Regions from separate parts of the Homo sapiens genome. Here region 2 is linked to region 1. The links are chromatin loops, found by intact Hi-C in ENCODE. Cell type or tissue: Calu3. All regions are shown on one strand. Links, peaks and the distances in the headings refer to the core of each region. The heading gives the core; the rest is flanking DNA.

Evidence for each region. Peaks named below come from ENCODE experiments on the same cell type or tissue, not always from the same donor. Only the 100,000 strongest peaks of a DNase experiment are listed, where the experiment ranks them.
Region 2: a loop joins it to region 1, with 7 times the contacts of the local background. A loop is called at or near these places in 38 of 110 quality-filtered maps.

Annotation. Positions count from the first base shown.
Region 1 is chrX:31,208,759-31,218,171 of GRCh38, reverse strand. It overlaps DMD (dystrophin), which reads left to right. Exons shown (of 79, transcript NM_004006.3): 65 at 8,473-8,674. Among named protein-coding and RNA genes, the nearest start is that of FTHL17, 140 kb to the right of the region's middle. In Calu3, for the core only: no CTCF peak of the experiment used is centred there; a DNase peak (open chromatin) is centred at 4,051.
Region 2 is chrX:31,653,206-31,662,618 of GRCh38, reverse strand. It overlaps DMD (dystrophin), which reads left to right. Exons shown (of 79, transcript NM_004006.3): 54 at 4,475-4,629. Among named protein-coding and RNA genes, the nearest start is that of FTHL17, 590 kb to the right of the region's middle. In Calu3, for the core only: CTCF peaks have their summits at 3,797 and 4,024 (motif pointing right); no DNase peak of the experiment used is centred there.

The sequences.
Region 1 (9,413 bases), core at 606-8,605:
CTATAATGTCCATTTTCACCCTGGATTTAGGCATTATTCGATTTTCCTGCTCAAAAAAAATTCCATTCACATATGTGTTTTATTGTCTGTCATTTCAACTTATAATTTCCAATAAACTTTGGGAAAATGGGGGAATTTCATAATATACAAAATTTTGTCCATTTGAGGTGATAACCTTGTAATAAAGGTAAGCTCCGAATGTAGAATAATTTCTTTAAATTTTCACTTTTAAATCAATTTGAAATTCTCTGCATTTCCTTTCTGAGCATGGCTTTTCTAATATGTGAAAAAGATTCAAGTATGCCAAAATTAAGGTGTATGTATCTAAATTAAGTATTGAATTCTCATTAATGCTAGGAGGGTGCCATATATAGTAAAACTATAGAATGAAGAGTTCACCCCATCCTTTTATTGAACATATGTGTGGTCACATTACTTACTTTCAATATATGATTTAAGAATTTTCTCCTAATTTTATATTTGCTTAGATTTAGCTTCCAGGCTTTTGTCATTTCTAAGCCTGCAAAGCCATGATAAAGAGCTATTGTCTGCGGTACAGGCAAATAAAACTTGCCCTGGCTAGCTTTCCCTACCAAAGGCCACTTCTACCAACTCTAACTTTAAGGAAAATTAATGATGTTATCTCAGTGATTTCCTGGTGCCAGTGAAGAGTTTGAATTACAGATGCCTTGGAAATATGCACTTCCACCTCTATTAAGCACTTGATCTTATTTTTTTTTCACTTCCCTATCAATGTTTCCGTATTGCAGAAAGCCAAATAACCCAATTGTATCCACTATAGAGAATTCACTATTTAAGTGGAGAGCATCACCGTTGGCCTATAATGTCCCCAGTTTGTAATCAGTTAAGTGTTGCATGACTCCTTACTGCCTCTCAACACATTGGAAATGAAAATGAAACTTGGTAGAAAAGCAGGAACAAAGATAAAATCTTGGTAAGAAGGATTTATAAACTGTTTCATATAGCTGATACTCCATTGAAAGTTATGAAGAAGGTAATTTAAGCATTTTCTTTCTCCCTTTGTAGTTCTGATGACATTCTACAGGTGTGAGGCTTCTAAAATTAAAAAGCCAACTTGTAAGAGCAGAAATAAAAACGCACTTAACAAAGCAAGTGTATTTAGTTTATTAATAATGTGTGGTGGGTTGGAGAGAGCCCAAACCATAGGGCTAAATATACTGCAGTTGATAAGTGTGACAAATATTCTGCAAACAGTAAGAAATAGAGAACATTTTGCCTCTATTCAGCAACTAAAGCACACATTATAGAGATTTGGTACAGGCTGGAGTTGTGTGAATAGTCACAGTTTCTGGACTCGCCCTCACCATGACAAACCAGGTGAAAAATGCACCGCCTTCTCTGTAAATGCACCTCACCTTTTGATGGTGCGCTAAGGGTGACATTAGATAGGCTTCAGTTGCTAAAGAAGACTCTCAGGACCCACAATAACATGGCTTACAAATCCGCGCTCTATTGCCAGAAAAGGCTACATTACAAGAGCATTACTGTCAGGATATGGATCCACAGCCACAGGCTGCCTCCACAGCAAGGGGGTCTCGAGAGGCCAGTGTAATTATTTTGCCACTGTCCTACAAAAATCTACTTTTTCTATATACCATGTATTATTTTTCACATAGGTTAGAGGCCATGTCTCTGTTAGTTCTGAGTTTAAGACGTCTTGAGGACATGGCCAAACTAATTTTCTCAGTTTATATGGTTTGACAGATATTAGTGCCCAAGAGAGGTCTCATAACATGACCCATCTATCTCCCAGGGGAAATACTGTAATCTTGTTTAGCTGTTACCCACTAGGGAAAGAATGGTTTTCTCTCAGTCAGATGCTAAAGAGATTAAAGAACACCTCGTAGGTTCCGTTTTCTAGTAATTATTGGTTCCATTCTCCAGCTATCAACCTTGGCAGCTTGCCATCCCTATCCTTCCTCCTGGAATTGGATGCCCTTGAAGTGCGCTTCTTGCACTAGGAAGTCTTTCTCGTCAGTTTATCATTTCTCATTCAAAGCAAATTCTACCTGGCCAGGTATCTCTAGCCCAGTTCCTAATTCTCCTAATAGAAGTTTCTTTTATTTCAAGTGGATTCATGCCCCTTGGCCCACCAGACATGTTGCCATTGAGAAATAGCAGCTTTAATGGGAAATACACATGAGACACAAAAATGTGACTAGGCTAAAATCATATGAATAGTAGTCACTCCTAAAAGGACTTTGGTTTGGGTATGTCACAGAAATTTCTGTAGCCATCCATATCCAATTTCTAGCTTTTCAGTCTCAGGAAAGTAGGCCCACCAAATTCAACTTAAATATCTGTCACTGATTCAAGCTGTCCCAATTGTCCCTCCACCCACTAATGGCTTTCCACACGGAGTAATGGGGCAAATAGCTATTTTTTTAAACACATAATGTTATGACAGATGAAACATACAGCACGTAAGCCTTCTATCACATGCCCAATACCTTTGTTAAACCTTCATCATCACAATTGATGGCCACACAGTGTTTATTGAGATTGTTATAAATCATTGTTCTTCAGATTTGACTGGGTAAATATTCCCTCAGGTTATTTCCTGACACAGCTGATTAATAACAGATATGTCCTGTGAAAGAAGAACCAAAAGACATTAACGAATACTAACCAAAAGCCACATTAATATTGCTCCATGGTGTTGTAGTCGCAGTTAGAACGCCCATCTCGTCATCCAGTGTGTTGGATAGGTTGGCTGACTCTCCCACTCACATCTTGGCTCTTTCAAGGAGGAGGAGGTTTTAGCAGAGTCCCCCACCCCAAGAGGCATCTGAGTCTAAGCCAAGGGAGCATATTATTCTCTTATTTTAAACCTCTCCGTAGGCAGCAACATTATATTAGGTTTTCCCTTTAAAAAAAAAAAAAAGTATCGGCTGGGCTCGGTGGCTCACGCCTGTAATCCCAGCACTTCGGGAGGCCGAGGCAGGCAGATCACGAGGTCAGGAGTTCGAGGCCATCCTGGCTAACACGGTGAAACCCCATCTCTACTAAAAATACAAAAAATTAGCCAGGCGTGATGGCGAGCGACTGTAGTCCCAGCTACTCGGGAGTCTGAGGCAGGAGAATGGCGTGAACCTGGGAGGCGGAGCTTGCAGCGAGCCGAGATCGCGCCACTGTCCTCCAGCCTGGGTGACAGAGCAAGACTCGGTCTCAAAAAAAAAAAAAAAAAAAAAAGAAAAAAGAAATAAAAAAGTATCTTTGGTGGTTTCCTTCCCCTTGCAACAATCTCACCTTTTTCCTTTTATCATTAATTTTAAGCCAAACCTCTTCCCCAGCTACACACACACACCACACAATGCAGACAGTCCCCAACTTGTGAAGTTTCAACTTAACAATTTTTTGATTTCACAGTGATGCAAAGTGATATGCATTCAATAGAAACTCTACTTCTAGATTTGAATTTTGATCTTTTCCAAGGCTAGTAATATGCGGTATGATACTCTCTCCCCTTGCTGGGCAGCAGCACTGAACCTCAGCTCCCAGTCAGCCACAAGATCATGAGGCTAAACAACTGACACTTTACTGTGTAAGGTGTTGCTAGACAGTTTTGCCCAACTGTAGGCCGATGTAAGTGTTGGGAGCACATTGAAGGTAGGCTAGGCTAAGCTGTGAGTTTCAGTTAGTTAGGTGTATTAAATGCATTTGTGACTTAAGATATTTTCAACCTATGATGGGGTTGTGTGATAGCTTCAATTAGGCAAGGCACAAGGAAGGAGTAATCCATTCCATTGATCCTTGTGGAATGCTTGTGCTTAAGTACCAACTAATAGCCATAGTATCTTATTTTGGAATATTACCAGCCTTTGAAACTCTTAATTGTAGCCCCAGTTCAGGGACTACTAGGTCTGGCATCAAAAAAGAAACCTGTAGTGACATAGGGAATACCTGTAAGTGCCCCACTTGAATTATCTTTTTAATTGTAACTGGTCTCACAGGTGTAGCCCATTTCTCAAAAATGATAGTTGCTTCAGCTTTTTGGTTGGGACTCCACCTGCAGGCCAGAGAGGGTGAAGCCCAGTGGAAAGAAATTCTGAACTTAACATTAGCTTTTGGATTTTTTTTTAGCAGCCTTGCCATCAGTTTGCAATTGCCTCCTAATCCATTTTGTTAGCTCCTTAGGTTCAAGTTCTCTCACTTCCAGATTCCACTAGAAAGTTACACCATCAGTAACCAATTTCAAAGCCTGTGTTACTTTTCAACCAAGCGTAGCTTGTTGAGCAACTTCAAAGGTTCTTTTTCATCCCTTTTATCAGAATCTTCTTTTTTTCTTTCTAAATAATGCCTCAGTCATACTTTTAGCTAAGAATGAGTTGGAGGTGTTCTAAACAATCTTGCTTCTGACACTCACTGCCCTGACAGTGGAAGTTAAACAGGGTTCAATTGCTAAAGAGGACTCACAGGAACCAAATGACAGTGCTTACGAATCTAGAGTTCCTTGCAGAAAAAGGATGCAATATACCCACAACATTAAAACAAGAATAAGTGTCACAGCCACAGCCTGCCTCACAGCATAGGGTCCAGAGAGGACAGGTGCAAGCTATAATTGCCCTCTGTCTGCAAGAGCCACACCACGATGCATTTTCTCTCTTGGAACAAGAGCTACTGATGTGAGCACAGAACACCTTGGAAACCAGGGAGCACAAATTGGAGTTTCAGCCAGGGTTTCTTATATCCCGTGGGTAACCTAGGCATACTGTTCCTATGTAACCAGCCTCAAACTCAGTGGCTTCCGTTGGTCTGACTGTGCCCGGGTAAAAATGGTCAATGTTACTGTTAGCAATAAACAATGGTGATAACCTGCAACCCATGGCTACACTTCAACACAGTAAGTCACTTTGAAAAGCAAGTGCTTTGACCAGGGCTCTGCACTGTGTAGATATTTTAGCAAGTCATCTCGTGCCAACTCCAGCCTCTCTGGAATTAACCCTTACTGCACAGACAACTACATCAAAGTGCATTGACTTTCTTGAAGTGCAAAGATTTGCTTGGGAGGTCCCTCAGCCATAAGTGTAAGTTGCCTGTAGAGTGGCATGCCTGGGCAAGAAAAATCAGCAAACATACAGCAGTTCTTCCACCATTACTCACCTCTTTCTGTTTCTGTGCTAATTAGATCACAGAATTATTTATACATCAACATAGAATATACAGATTGACCTATAGGATGAACTTGGGGTTATATGGGCACCATGAGACTTTTTTTTTCTCCACTAACCAACTTTTTGGTGCTTCTGTTTTATCCTACTGTTGTCATTAGCATGGAATGCAGAATGGTTTTCCTGTTCTGTAAAGTCAGTAAGGACACCTTCTGCCACCCACTTTTCCCCCTTACAATATGTACCTCCATGAGAAATCAGAAAACCTAGATATCCTGCCATAACACCCAGAGTGAGTCTCCATATCTCTGGTCTCAGTTGTCTCAACTGCAAAATGATTTTAAAGCAACCTTCTGGCTCTAAGAGTCTATCACTCTGTAAAAGACAAAAAAAATCTGTCTTACATAGGAAGGAATAGCAAGAGTTAGCTACTGTGGCATACATAGAAAGGAAAAGAATGAGCTTTTGAAGCTAGAAGGTTGAGAAGATGATTAGGCACAACCAGAGCCTCAGGAACCATTAGTGGGATCCCTGTGTTGAAGTCCTGCCTGCTCGCCGCCCCCCAACCGCCACTGTCTGCTTTTCCTGCACAGCAAAGAGGATCCTGGAGAGTCAGCCATTTCTTTTATCCTGTCCCCACCCTCTCTCACCCCCACAGCCCTCATGCATAGGGTACCACCACATGGTCCCTGTTCTTCAATGGCTTCAAAGCCTATAGCATCCTCTACTGTAAACATAATTTAGAAAGTGAAGATGTATTAGAATACTTGGGTTTTTATGTAGCTTTAAAGATATATCTACTAGTGAATACACACAAACACACACACACACACACACACATACACACACACATATATATATATATATATATAATATATTTAATGGAAATTCCTAGCTTAAGGAAACAATGGTTTCACACAACTGTATCTGCTGGTTGCTTATTGAGGGTCCTAGAAAGAGCTAATCATTACATTTAATGTTTCATCAAAAAGTCTAGGTGTGTTCTCTAAGATGCTCATTTTGAAAAGCATATGCATGGCAATTAAATTGTCCCTATTGATATTCTCACCTCCTTTTCGGGTCCATAGCATGGATTGTGTATACCTAAATGGAAATTTTTTCAAAATAGCTCCATGAAAGTTGAATTCTGTTTGACATGTTTGTTTAGGGAAATGTGCTCTTCAGTCTTCTGTGATGGATTGTTCTTGTGTTTAACCACATCCAGTTTTAGCAGAGCACACTGCACAGTATTTCTCTCCTAACTGTGTCATCTTCTGCTCCTGTAATTTCAGAGCAATTGCTTTGCTCCCCTCTGGAGCTATTTCTACTCAACATTTGCTGTTCTATGTGTTACCCATTCACCTGTACAGAGATAAGAGCAGGCCCCATAAAATGAAATGCATGCAGTTTTTCTCTGTTCATTTCCATCACACGGCTAAATAAGACTCTTAATACAAAAGTGATTCGAAAAATTTTCACTAGTTACTTCTTAAATGCCTGGATCAGAGGCAAAATATTTATGATGACTAAAGCAGAGTAACAAAAAAGAAAATAATTGAAAAACTTCAAACCACCCATAGCTTCCTTCAGTATATAAGGAAACATGTTGGGAATATTGGTGTTTGGAAGAAATCCATTCCTCTCTTCCAGTAATGGAGCTGGCATACCGTGTTTCTAAGTGTTCCTACTACGTGCACTTGAGTATGTGCCCTCTGAGGAAAACAAGCACACAGAAGAGAGAGAGAAGAAAAGTTTGAGTCTTTTGTCTCTGGACCTCGCTCCAGCCTCCCACGCAGTCTTCTTTCAGCCATTCCCTCCTCACGTCCTCCCGTCCTCCTGCCTCCTTGCATTGCTTTTTAAAATTCTTTATTATTTTTCTCACTTGATTCTTCAGATAAGTCTCCCAAGTTATCTTCCTTCCTCCCACTTTAAAGAAAGTCTCAGCTTCCATGAAAAGGGTCATTTCTCTATCTTTAGAGTATTTCAGAGCAAAAACAGAGGGGCCTTCCCTTCCAAGGGAGGAGTGCAGACTCCTGCTTCCACCACCATGTCTGTTTCATGCTTCTGGGGAAACTCCAGGATTTTCTGTTTTCCTTTTTTTAAAAGAGAAAAATGTGTGCGCAATATAGGTGGAAAAGTATTTTTGCACAAACCTACATAGGTATTAACCACTATTTTTGTTTTTTTCTTAATATTTAATTAGAACTGGCCATGAATAACTTGTAAAATATACTAAAGCCTTAAGTTTGCATTTCTTTATTACTGGGAAAGGTGTTTACTGAGCGGGATTTACCTCTATTTATGTGAACTACATTTATAATTGAATTGCCCCTTCCCCCTAGATGCATGAGAGATTTACTTAATTAGCATTGATTCCTTGCCTCAAAGGACTGAGAATTCCAACCAGAGCTTAGGTGTATAAGGTAGTATAAAAGCAATGTTGTTGTGTTTCTAGTTTGGCTAATAAATTGGCTTTAGAGAAATGCATCTTTTCATGACACTTGGGAATAAAGCTTGTGATTTGCTGATGTTGGACAAGGTTGAAGTTTCACTTTTGTTAAATTTTTGTCCCCAGCATAAGATTAAACACCTCCTCAGATCAAGGGAATTTTCCTCCCTCAGCCTTATAAAGTTGTTAGAGGACTTAGAAAGAATATTATGAAATACAATTTGAAGGTGAAAGGAGAAATAAGCGAGCCTCAGGTCTGAAAACTGGATAGATTATGCAATTACTTTAGTTTGCCTATAGAAAATTTTAGTGGAGAGTATTTTTTTCACCTAATATTAGGGTAGCAGAGAGATGCTGAGGTGACTGATATTTCAAGGAGAAAAGCGCTTAATGATTATAAATGCATAGCTAGAAATAGAGTTTACACAACCTTAGCCATACAGATTAATCTAACAGATCTTCTCTAATGCTAATACAAGAAAGTATCATCGGATCTCTTTAAAAATTTCTGCTAAAACATTTTTTTTTTCTTATTCAGGTGACAATTGACTCTGTTTATGTAGAACAGGCTAGGTCCCCTTAACTCTCAGATATTCCCCAGTAATCCAAGGATGGGAATTATATCTTTGCCCATATCTTCACCCAATGCCAGTGAGATTTAAGAACAACTTCAGATCCTGAATACTGATCAAACTCATCAACTTAGAGTCGAGGCATAAAAATAAAACACCTTTCAAAGAGAGTGTGGTTCACGTTTGGTGTTTATTAAAGGGTATGAGAGAGTCCTAGCTAGGATTCTCAGAGGAAAAAGGACACTGAAAGGAAGGTTTTACTCTTTGAGTCATTTGTGATTTTATTTGTTTTTTGCAGTGGATCTCTTGAGCCTGTCAGCTGCATGTGATGCCTTGGACCAGCACAACCTCAAGCAAAATGACCAGCCCATGGATATCCTGCAGATTATTAATTGTTTGACCACTATTTATGACCGCCTGGAGCAAGAGCACAACAATTTGGTCAACGTCCCTCTCTGCGTGGATATGTGTCTGAACTGGCTGCTGAATGTTTATGATACGTACGTATGGCATGTTTTTATTTCCCGGGCTCTGTCACAGGAGGCTTAGCGTACAGAATGGTGAAGTGTAATTAGCATTACAACAGGGCCCTGGAAGCTGTGGACCTAATGCTCTTCCTGTGATAAATCATTTTTGCATTTATGACTTGAAAAATATTTTGATAAGCTAGGAGTTAAGAGCCAGAATGTAGATTGCTCTCAGATTAGAAAACAAACAAAACCCTGAGACACTCATTTTGCAAATAGTGGAATGAGTCGACATATAGCCTTTGGTTCTTTCCCTTTCTCGCCCATGGATTTTGGAATTCTTCCATGCACTTCAGGGGTGGCTTCCTCTCACTGGCGGCCATGGCTGTGCTCCTGGAGATACTGGCACACCTGTCTCCAGATCAGAATGGTCTTAGCTGATACTTAGGACACTTTTGCAGAAGATTATGAATTGATAGGCCAAACAAAATGAAAACAAGCCCTTAATACAGCAAACTTAGCTTCTCAAACTGAGAACATTTTTCGTTTTCTTTTGTTTTTTAATAAGATTTTATGAAGTTTCAGTTTGGCGCCTCCATTCATCACTCTCTCTTAGAGAACAATTGTTTGTTTTGGATTGCACACAAGGGAGATATCCCCAGTTCTGATTTTTTTTTTTCTTGAGCTTAATGAAGACAATTGAAGAAGGGAGCAGAAGGAATTGGTCTTAATTTTGCCTAAATTCTTCTTAGATCTCAAAATTATTACATGC
Region 2 (9,413 bases), core at 432-8,431, 440 kb before region 1:
AGACACAGTCATTAAAAATTTAAGTAATAGTTCACCCGGAACAAACATTTATTTTACTTGTAGGTGAATATCACAAAACACATTTTAAAAGGAAATTTAACCAATATTCAACCTTAAAATTTTAATGATAGAGCTATGCACTTGCTTTTATCTTCCAAGTTAAAGGGAGAATTTTAGAGTTGCAGCATTTCTAGACAATGTCCATAAAACAGCGAGCTACTTGCTTTGCATTCAGAAGGGGCTCACACTGTGGGGAATATAGTTTGACTCATTAAAATTAGTAGTAGATGTGCTAGCAGTAGTAATGATGATGATGATGCTGATGCTGATGATGATTAATATTTATTTAATCCTTCGGGCACGCCAGGCACCTTTGTAAATGTTCTCCCTGAATTCTCTAAGTTAACCCACCTAATCATATTTCCACATAAATACTGTTAATATTCCCATTTAGCAAAGGAGGAAACTGAGGCACAGAAAAGATAATTAACTCTCCCATTTGCCACTAAGCGATCACGCCAGGATTCAAACCCAGCAGGCTCATTGTATTGCTCAGGCTTTTAGCTACTCTTTCTCTTCCTCCTCTCTTTTCTACCATGTAGGGTCAATATCACTAAAATAAGTTCTTACACATAAAAGAAATGAGAGAAGACAAACAATTAAAGTAGAAAAAAATACTCAAAATTCTTGAAATTAATTCAGGTTGTCTCATAGTCCACAATCACTTTTTCTACCTAAGATACTGTGAATATATATCAAGCACATAGTGCAGTAGCAGCATAATGGGTTTGAATGTGAAACATTTCTTTCCTGGTTGGGGAAACAATCTTTTGGGGATTTAGCATTTTATATTCTTCATAGAAAACACACACACATACACACACACACACATACACACACACACATATACAAAGGCAATCTTTTTTTATAAGCTAGTGCTCACAGTATTTTAAATTTCTTCACACACCATGATCACCACACAAGCAATTCCCTGTGGTGTACACCATTGTCAATGGAATTCAGAAAGAGAAAAGGGTGTGTGTGAAGTCTGTTGTATTTTTGAATTTACACTCCTTCTGAGGTCTGGAGTTATCCCAGTAGTAAATTTCACAGCAGTAGGCAAAGCTGGTCAAGGTCATGGTTCCTAGTGTGAATGACACTTGGGTAAAACCCAAGGTGGGCGGGCAGAATATTACCGTAGGAGAAAGGGAAAACATTCTGTGTGGGGAATGTCTTTAAGAAGGGAGAAAAAAAAAAAAGGCTACCTTTGAGAACCTTTGTGTTTATATAAGGGCCTGAGCCCCCTCAATGTCAGTCAAGGTCAGTGGGAGTTTTACTTTTTAATCCTACATCCTCACAAAACCTGGGCAGTATTCAGTGAGGGTTAGCACTCAGTCAAGATTTCCTTAGGTATAACAGTCCTAACTTTCGCTGTGAATACAATTTTGCAGAAAAATATATGGCACGCGTATTTCTACCTTTCAAGCATTAAAGTACATCAAAAAGTTCTGGTTTGACGTCAAGCCTCACTCTTTACTACCTTGTTTAGTAGGAAATCTGTCATTTAACTCTAGCTTACTATTTCTTTCAGAGATTTTGGAAAATTCTAGGATATGTTATAATTTATAATTTTAGGCATTTTTATGATCTATTGATTATGTTTTTAGATTCATTGGCACCTTCTGCATTTTATGTTTTTTAATTTTAACAGCTTTATTGAAGTGTAATTGATATACAAAAACTGCATAAAATTATATGGGCTAGAACATGTGCATATACCCATGAAACCATCCAAATGGTATAACCTCTTATATCTAGACTTTTCAAACAGGAACCTATGAGTGATGGGTGGCTTCCAAGGTTATTTAACTTGCTTGAGTAAAATAAATGATTTTAATTATATATTTACTAAAAATTTTGTTTTTATTTTGTATTCCTGAGCTTTTACATATATGCTCTGATACTGGTCCATCATAAGTATTTTATTAACAATTCAGTGTTTTATAAAAGGAATTCATTTGAAAAAAAGGTAACCAAGTTATTGGTCTCAGTTTTGTGGATGTTCATGCTATTAATTAGCAATTTAATAGATGAGAGATAATAAGCTCTTCTTTTAAAATGCAAATAGCACCCTCTGGATACTAAGGGCCAATTACATGTTCTTTCGTATCTTGGAATACATTTCTTTTATCACTTTAGGTTTGGCTTAAGTGAGGAGGAGAAAGAAAGAAGTGGTAATTTTGTACCCTAGGATATTTCTAGAAAAGGCAAGCCTTTGGCAGAAGTTCCCTCAGAAGGGCTTTCAAATAGTGCGAGGATCTGAAAAGTGGAGAATAGAAACTGTAATGCTTGATAAAAGGAGTATGGAAGAAAAGGCAGGCATTCCACGCGGATAAATGTTAATTGTTTTGTAATAGCAGCAACTATGCTCTGTGCCTTTAGACACTGTCCTCTGCTTTCATAGCAAAAGTCAGTGATATTGGCATTAGCTTCTTGATAATAGTTTGGTAATCTGGGTCTATTTGCTATATGCAGTAAATACTATTACTTGGTTTGATTCTAGGATGTTTTAGTTAACTGAGAAATTACATTATATATAGATTGTATATGTTCAATAGGAGTTCACCAAACACGCTGAAATTATGCTAAGAACACTGTTTGATTTTTATTCTGTAAATATCATACTAACGCAAAAGAACAAATATTAAAACAAAAATGATTTTTCTCCTCAGAAGCATTATTTTCAATTTCTTCCATTTCGTGTTCAGCTCATGATTATGTATTCTTAGAGATAAACACAGTGTAGTTAAAAATTGTGTTCTGTTTTTTACACAAGAAAATTGTGCTCTTTTTACAGTGATTACTGTGCACATTTGCTACATATTGGACCATTGGAATGATGTATTATGTTCTTTTAATGTCCCTGCATTAAACATCGACATTGTTTCTCTTTTTTTTTTTTTTTTTTTTTTTTTTTTTCCGAGATGGAGTCTCACTCTGTCGCCCAGGCTGGAGTGCAGTGGCGTGATCTTGGCTCACTGCAACTTCCATCTCCTGGGTTCAAGCAATTCTCTGCCTCAGCCTCCCGAGTAGCTGGGATTACAGGAGCCTACCAGCACACCCGGCTAATTTTTATATTTTTAGTAGAGACGGTGTTTCACCATCTTGGCCAGACTGGTCTTGAACTCCTGACCTCGTGATCCACCCGCCTTGGCCTCCCTAAGTGCTGGGATTACAGGCATGAGCCACCGCACCCGGCCTGTTTCTCATTTTTTTACTGCTTTGGTTAATGAAGATTTTAAGTCATATAGTATATTGATCTTCTTTTGAAGATTTTATCAGGATAAAGTACCAAAAGTGAGATTATTGAGTCAATGGGAATAAGCATTTGTATGTCACTTGGTATCTATTGCCAAATTGTCCTAATAGATAACGGTCCCCAGCAGTAATACGTGAATGTGCTAGTTTTACTGGTCTTTTCAGCTTTGGATTTTATTTTTTGTTAATTTAATTGGTGTCCAATTGTACCTTTTCAATTTAATACTCTATTTTTTATTACTTGAAAGTTAACTTTTTTCTTTTTAAATAAAATCATCCCACTCTTTCTCTTGTTTGAACTACCTGTTCCTATTCCTGTGTCCATTTATCAATGACTTAACCCATCCTATTGAATTTGATATAACTATCTTAACAATTAGTATTATCTTAATGCTTAGAAGCCTCCTCTCTGCACTTGCAGAAATGTTTAATAGAAATTTCAGGTTGATATGCTTCGAGATAAAACCTACCATTAATTGACTTCTTTCTTTGAAATATGTTTCAAGTGATGAGATAGCAAGTTTGAAAACACTGAATTGCCAAAGACAAACAACGAAGAAAATGTAGGTGATTTGGTTTAGTAAGATTCTTATATTTTGACTTTTTTTCTAATTTTAAAGTAAGGTATTCTAAAAGTATTTTGATCCTTCAAAAAATTCGTGACTAGAATAACAGTACTATTCTTTTGTTGTTCAATATTTTCTGTATGCAGGTTTAGTTGAACGCCAGTAGATGGCACTAATTACATAAACAATTCAACAAGTTAATGAAGAGGGAAAGAAATGTATGAGGTTTTTTTCGTTCAAATGTTGTTATATGTCACATATTCAACAATTATATATGAGCTTATTTTTGTAGTTTTTTTCTCTTGTGATAAAAACAATTAAGCCCACTTTATTGCCAATTAATTGCTACTAAGTTGAAATACTTGATACTGGTTATTGCTCAAGATGCTGCATTTGAAAAGTTTGTCCTGAAAGGTGGGTTACCTTATACTGTCATGATTGACTAAATCATATGGTAGGTTAAAAGCAATCTAATATATGTATTCTGACCTGAGGATTCAGAAGCTGTTTACGAAGTATTTTAAGACACTCCAACTAGAGATTTCATAAAAAAAACTGACATTCATTCTCTTTCTCATAAAAATCTATAGCAGTTGGCCAAAGACCTCCGCCAGTGGCAGACAAATGTAGATGTGGCAAATGACTTGGCCCTGAAACTTCTCCGGGATTATTCTGCAGATGATACCAGAAAAGTCCACATGATAACAGAGAATATCAATGCCTCTTGGAGAAGCATTCATAAAAGGTATGAATTACATTATTTCTAAAACTACTGTTGGCTGTAATAATGGGGTGGTGAAACTGGATGGACCATGAGGATTTGTTTTTCCAATCCAGCTAAACTGGAGCTTGGGAGGGTTCAAGACGATAAATACCAACTAAACTCACGGACTTGGCTCAGACTTCTATTTTAAAAACGAGGAACATAAGATCTCATTTGCCCGCTGTCACAAAAGTAGTGACATAACCAAGAGATTAAACAAAAAGCAAAATACTGATTTATAGCTAGAAGAGCCATTTATCAGTCTACTTTGATAACTCTATCCAAAGGAATATCTTTCTATCTCATCATGGCGCACACTGCCTTACCTGTTATCTGATAAATAAGTCACTTTGGGATTCATGATAGAGTTATAGCTGTACATGGTCTCATCCTAGTATCTCACTCCACACACCCAATGGGAAAATTTGTGGAGGGCAATATGACTCGTCACTTCATTTCCCATTATATATGAATGGAAATTAACAGCGCTTATAGACAGTATCTCCTCAAACTAAGCCTTGTATCCTTATTATACCTCTCTTGATCTCTAGTGCTTTTTTCACTAGCATTTATTCCAATCATAAATAAAAATATAAATTATGTAACTAATTGTTAAATATTTGTCCTTTAAATTAATCTAAATGCCATGAGGGCAGAGATTTTGTCTTTCTCATTTGATACATCCCCAGGTCCTGAACCACGTGATATAATAGGGAGCTAGTAAATGTTTTTTGAATGATGACTCCCTTTGCAGAATGTACAATTACCTTGTGCAAGCTGAAAAAATAGCACCTGTACAATATGAGGAAGACCACGGTGAAAAATAATTGAGTTCCAAAATATGACATCAATTACTGAAAAAATAAGCTCGGTGATTTTTAACAAGAAGTAAAAGTCACCACTGGGGCCAAAACAGATTTTGAACTAAGAGTAGGAAGTCTTAGGAGAAATGAGATAATGATATATGGAAATTAAGCGGCCAACTAAATTTTGAAACTGAGCTAGACATTAGAGAGTAAAAACTCCTGTGAAGCTGAATTTAAGCTGGTCACCCTGGGGAATAGAGCAACTCTAATCCTGAATTCCAGACAGTAGGTGTATAGATGGAAAAGACCATGGAAAAGAAGATTCAACCTAAAGTTGGGAAGTTTTAATTGGAGCCCTATGAAAAAGACCCTGGTGGAGAAAGGGCAAACTTGAATATGGAGCTGATATTTGGAAAAATTCTCATAGTAACTACTTTTTCTCAATGGCAAGGCTTGGACTTTCTTCTCAAAATACAGATCTTATATGTGTTCAATTAAACAGGGACAGATTAGGTTCAGGAAGAATTATTCACATGGAATCAATTGGTATCAGAGAGTCAACCATTAGATCTTAGTGGGAAATATCTGCTTCTCAAAGAGAAGTCTTTTGGGGAAAGCAAATTAAAGTCAGAGATTAATTTGATGAGTTTAGGTAATATAAACTAAGGGGCCAAGAAAAAAGCTTGCTCATGGTATGAAACTAGAGCTTGAGGACACTGATCTAGTCTATCTATACTACTCTTTCTGACAGACCCCTCTCTTCATTCTCATGCTCCTTGATGGCCCAAGCCACTCTCTCAGTTTTTTAAAAAATTGTTTTATCAAGGTCTCTGGATTCTTCATGGGAATGACTTCCAGTTTATATTTTTTGGCTTGGTTCCAAAAAGCTATCAGCTAAGGAATGCATATACTTACTTCCCCTATGGGTAAAGTAAATGAGAATTTTAGAAGCCAACTCACATTTTTAGCCTGTACAGAATCTGCAATTCACCAAGCTACTTCTGACTCATGTCTATAAAGTTCTTCCCTGTTCTTTTCTCACTTCACATGTACTCTTTGCAAGAATTCATCCACTTGTGTAGTTTCAGTCTGTTGATGACTACCCATCTATAATTCCAGCTGAGAATGATCTTTTGAGTTTTAGACATGTAGATCCTGCTGCTTTCTTTCGATGTTAATGTCCCACAGGAACTTCACATTGAAGAGGTCCAAAGCTAAACTCATCTTTGCCTTCTTCCAATCTCTTTCTCCAAATGCAACCTACTTCTGTTGTCCTTGTCTTAGTCCTTTTCGTGCTTCCGTAACAAAATACCACAGACTGGGTAATTTATAATGAACAGGGATTTGTTGGCTCATAGTTCTGGAGGCTGCGAAGTCCAAGATCAAGGGGCTGGAATCTGGTAAGGGCCTTCTTGTTGTGTCATGATTCCATGATGGAAGGTGGAAGACCAAAAGAGAGAAAAAATGGGGCCAAACTTGTCCTTATATGAAACTCACTCCCACAATAATGATGCTAATCCGTTCATGAAGGCAGAGCCTTCATGTCCTAATCACCTCTTCAAGGTCACATTTACTACTGTTGCAATGGCAATTAAATTTTACCATAAGTTTGGGAAGGGAAAAACATTAAACCATAGCATTCTGCCCCCTTTTCCCCAAAATTCTTGTTCTTCTCAAAGACAAAATACATTCATTTCATCCCCAAAGCCCCAAAAATCTTATTTCAGCATAAACTCAAAAGTGCAATCTAATATAAATTAGATATGGGTGAGACTCAAGGCACAATTCATCGTGAGGCAAATTCCCTTCCATCTCTGAGCCTGCAAAATCGAATCAAGTTCATCCCCTCACCCCCTACCCTTCCCAGCATCAGGTAACCACCAATCACAGAAAGTTTTACTGATAGTCCTGCTCTAGATCATCTTTGTCTATGTTCACTTTAGCTATTTATCCTAGTGTTCCATTATTGGAATACTAAGCATGTGGGAATTATTTATATTCTACTGTTCAAGGTCCTCACCAAGGTCTGATTGCAAAAATTCAAAAAATTGCAACCTTAGGCATAAATGGGTTAAGCAGTTTAGGGTACATTTATAATAATTATTTACTGTGCTACTTCAAAAATCTTATTGCCTCTATTTATAAATAAAAAGTGTTGTCTCTACACAGTGGCTTGTTGTAATGCATTTACTTGTTTCTGCCTGATTTTTTCTATTTATACATTTTCTTTTTTATTTTTATTTTTATTTTTTCACTTTTAAGTTCAGGGGTACATGTGCAGGTTTGTTACATAGGTAAACTTGTGTCATGGGGGTCTGTTGTACAGATTATTTCATCACCTAGGTATTAATCCTGGTACCCGTTAGTTGACTTTCCTGATCCTCTCGCTCCTCCCACCCTCCACACTCTAATAGTCCCTAGCATGTGTTGTTCCCCTCTACGTGTCCATGTGTTCTCATCATTTAGCTCCCACTTATAAATGAGAACATGGGGTATTTGGTTTTTTGTTCCTGTATTAGTTTGATAAGGACAATGGCCTCCAGATCCATCTATGTCCCTGCAAAGGACATGATCTCATTCTTTTTTTATGGCTACGTAGTATTCCATGGTATTTGTGTTGGTCTCAAAAACTACAACTATGACAGGATGGCATTTTCACTTTTGTTGTTATATTAAACTCATCTTAAAAAGGAAAGATTAATAATGTCAATATTTGGGTTATGGAGAAAAAGTATCTCATATCTTTGAAAAAGTTCTGTAACTATAGCTTTTTAGGTAGGAGGGATTCTGTGGAAAGTTTTCTGATTACATCATTTCTCACAGTTCAGGTTAGACACCATTTTACTATGAAACACTAATGCATTGCCTGCACTGAGACTTTCAGTCACATGGAGAAACCTAGGCAAAATTTTTGTACACTTGGAAGAATATTTAAATTAGTAATAAAATCTTTAGTTTTAAACTGTTGAATGTTAAATAAGATATAAAATGTACTTGAAAGAAATTTGCTTTGATATCAGACACTGCCATGTTGCAGTTTCAAGACATAATAAAAAAGTAAACTAATGTTTATATTTTGCTGTTTAAGTTTATTAATACATCAGATGAGTCTTCAAATTCTACAGTGGCTTTTGATATGATCATTTTTACTTGCCATTTTATATAGAATAAATATAAATAGGCATTTATGCTTAAAAGGAACTAATCTATCTATGGAAAAAAGAGAAGGCTGCTTCTCAACTAAATTGTACAGTTTAGAAACCCAGATCTGAACATAGATTATTGTTGTGACCTATGTAGGAAAATATGTTGTTTTCCTTATCGTAGTCCTTACAGAGTCCATGATAACATATAAAGCCAGAAATGTGAGCCTCTGCAAGTTCATTTCTTTGTCTTCAATCTCTGTGAATAGATATGAGTTTGTGAATAAGATAATATTAGATGTGATATTACAAATTATTGTGAGAAGCCTCTAAGGATTAGATTTCAAGGACTGCCATCTGGCTGATGACTTTATGATGACACTGTCATGAGATTTCATTTCCTTATTTCTGTTCCAGGATCACTCTTTAAACAAGAAATAAGCATTAACTCTGAATTGTCTGCTTGTAGCTGTATGAGGGCTTCCACAACTGCCAACTAGCCAGGTACAAACTCATCAAGCAGAGGAGATGGTCCTTGCATCAGAGGGTTAAACATGCCTAGAAGTTCCTTAGCTAAGCTCCCAGATACTAAAAAATCCCTCTAGGTTCTAAGAAAGATTCAGCATGTACATGTGTGTACATGTATGTGTGTACATATATACATATACGTGTATATGCATATGCATGCATATACATACAAACACATTTTCTTCCATAACATCTCAGTATTCTCTGTTCTTTATAATACTGTTTTGTATTTTAATGATCAAAATTAATAGTTGATCATCTGAAAACATTTTGACCTGTTTTCTCCGTC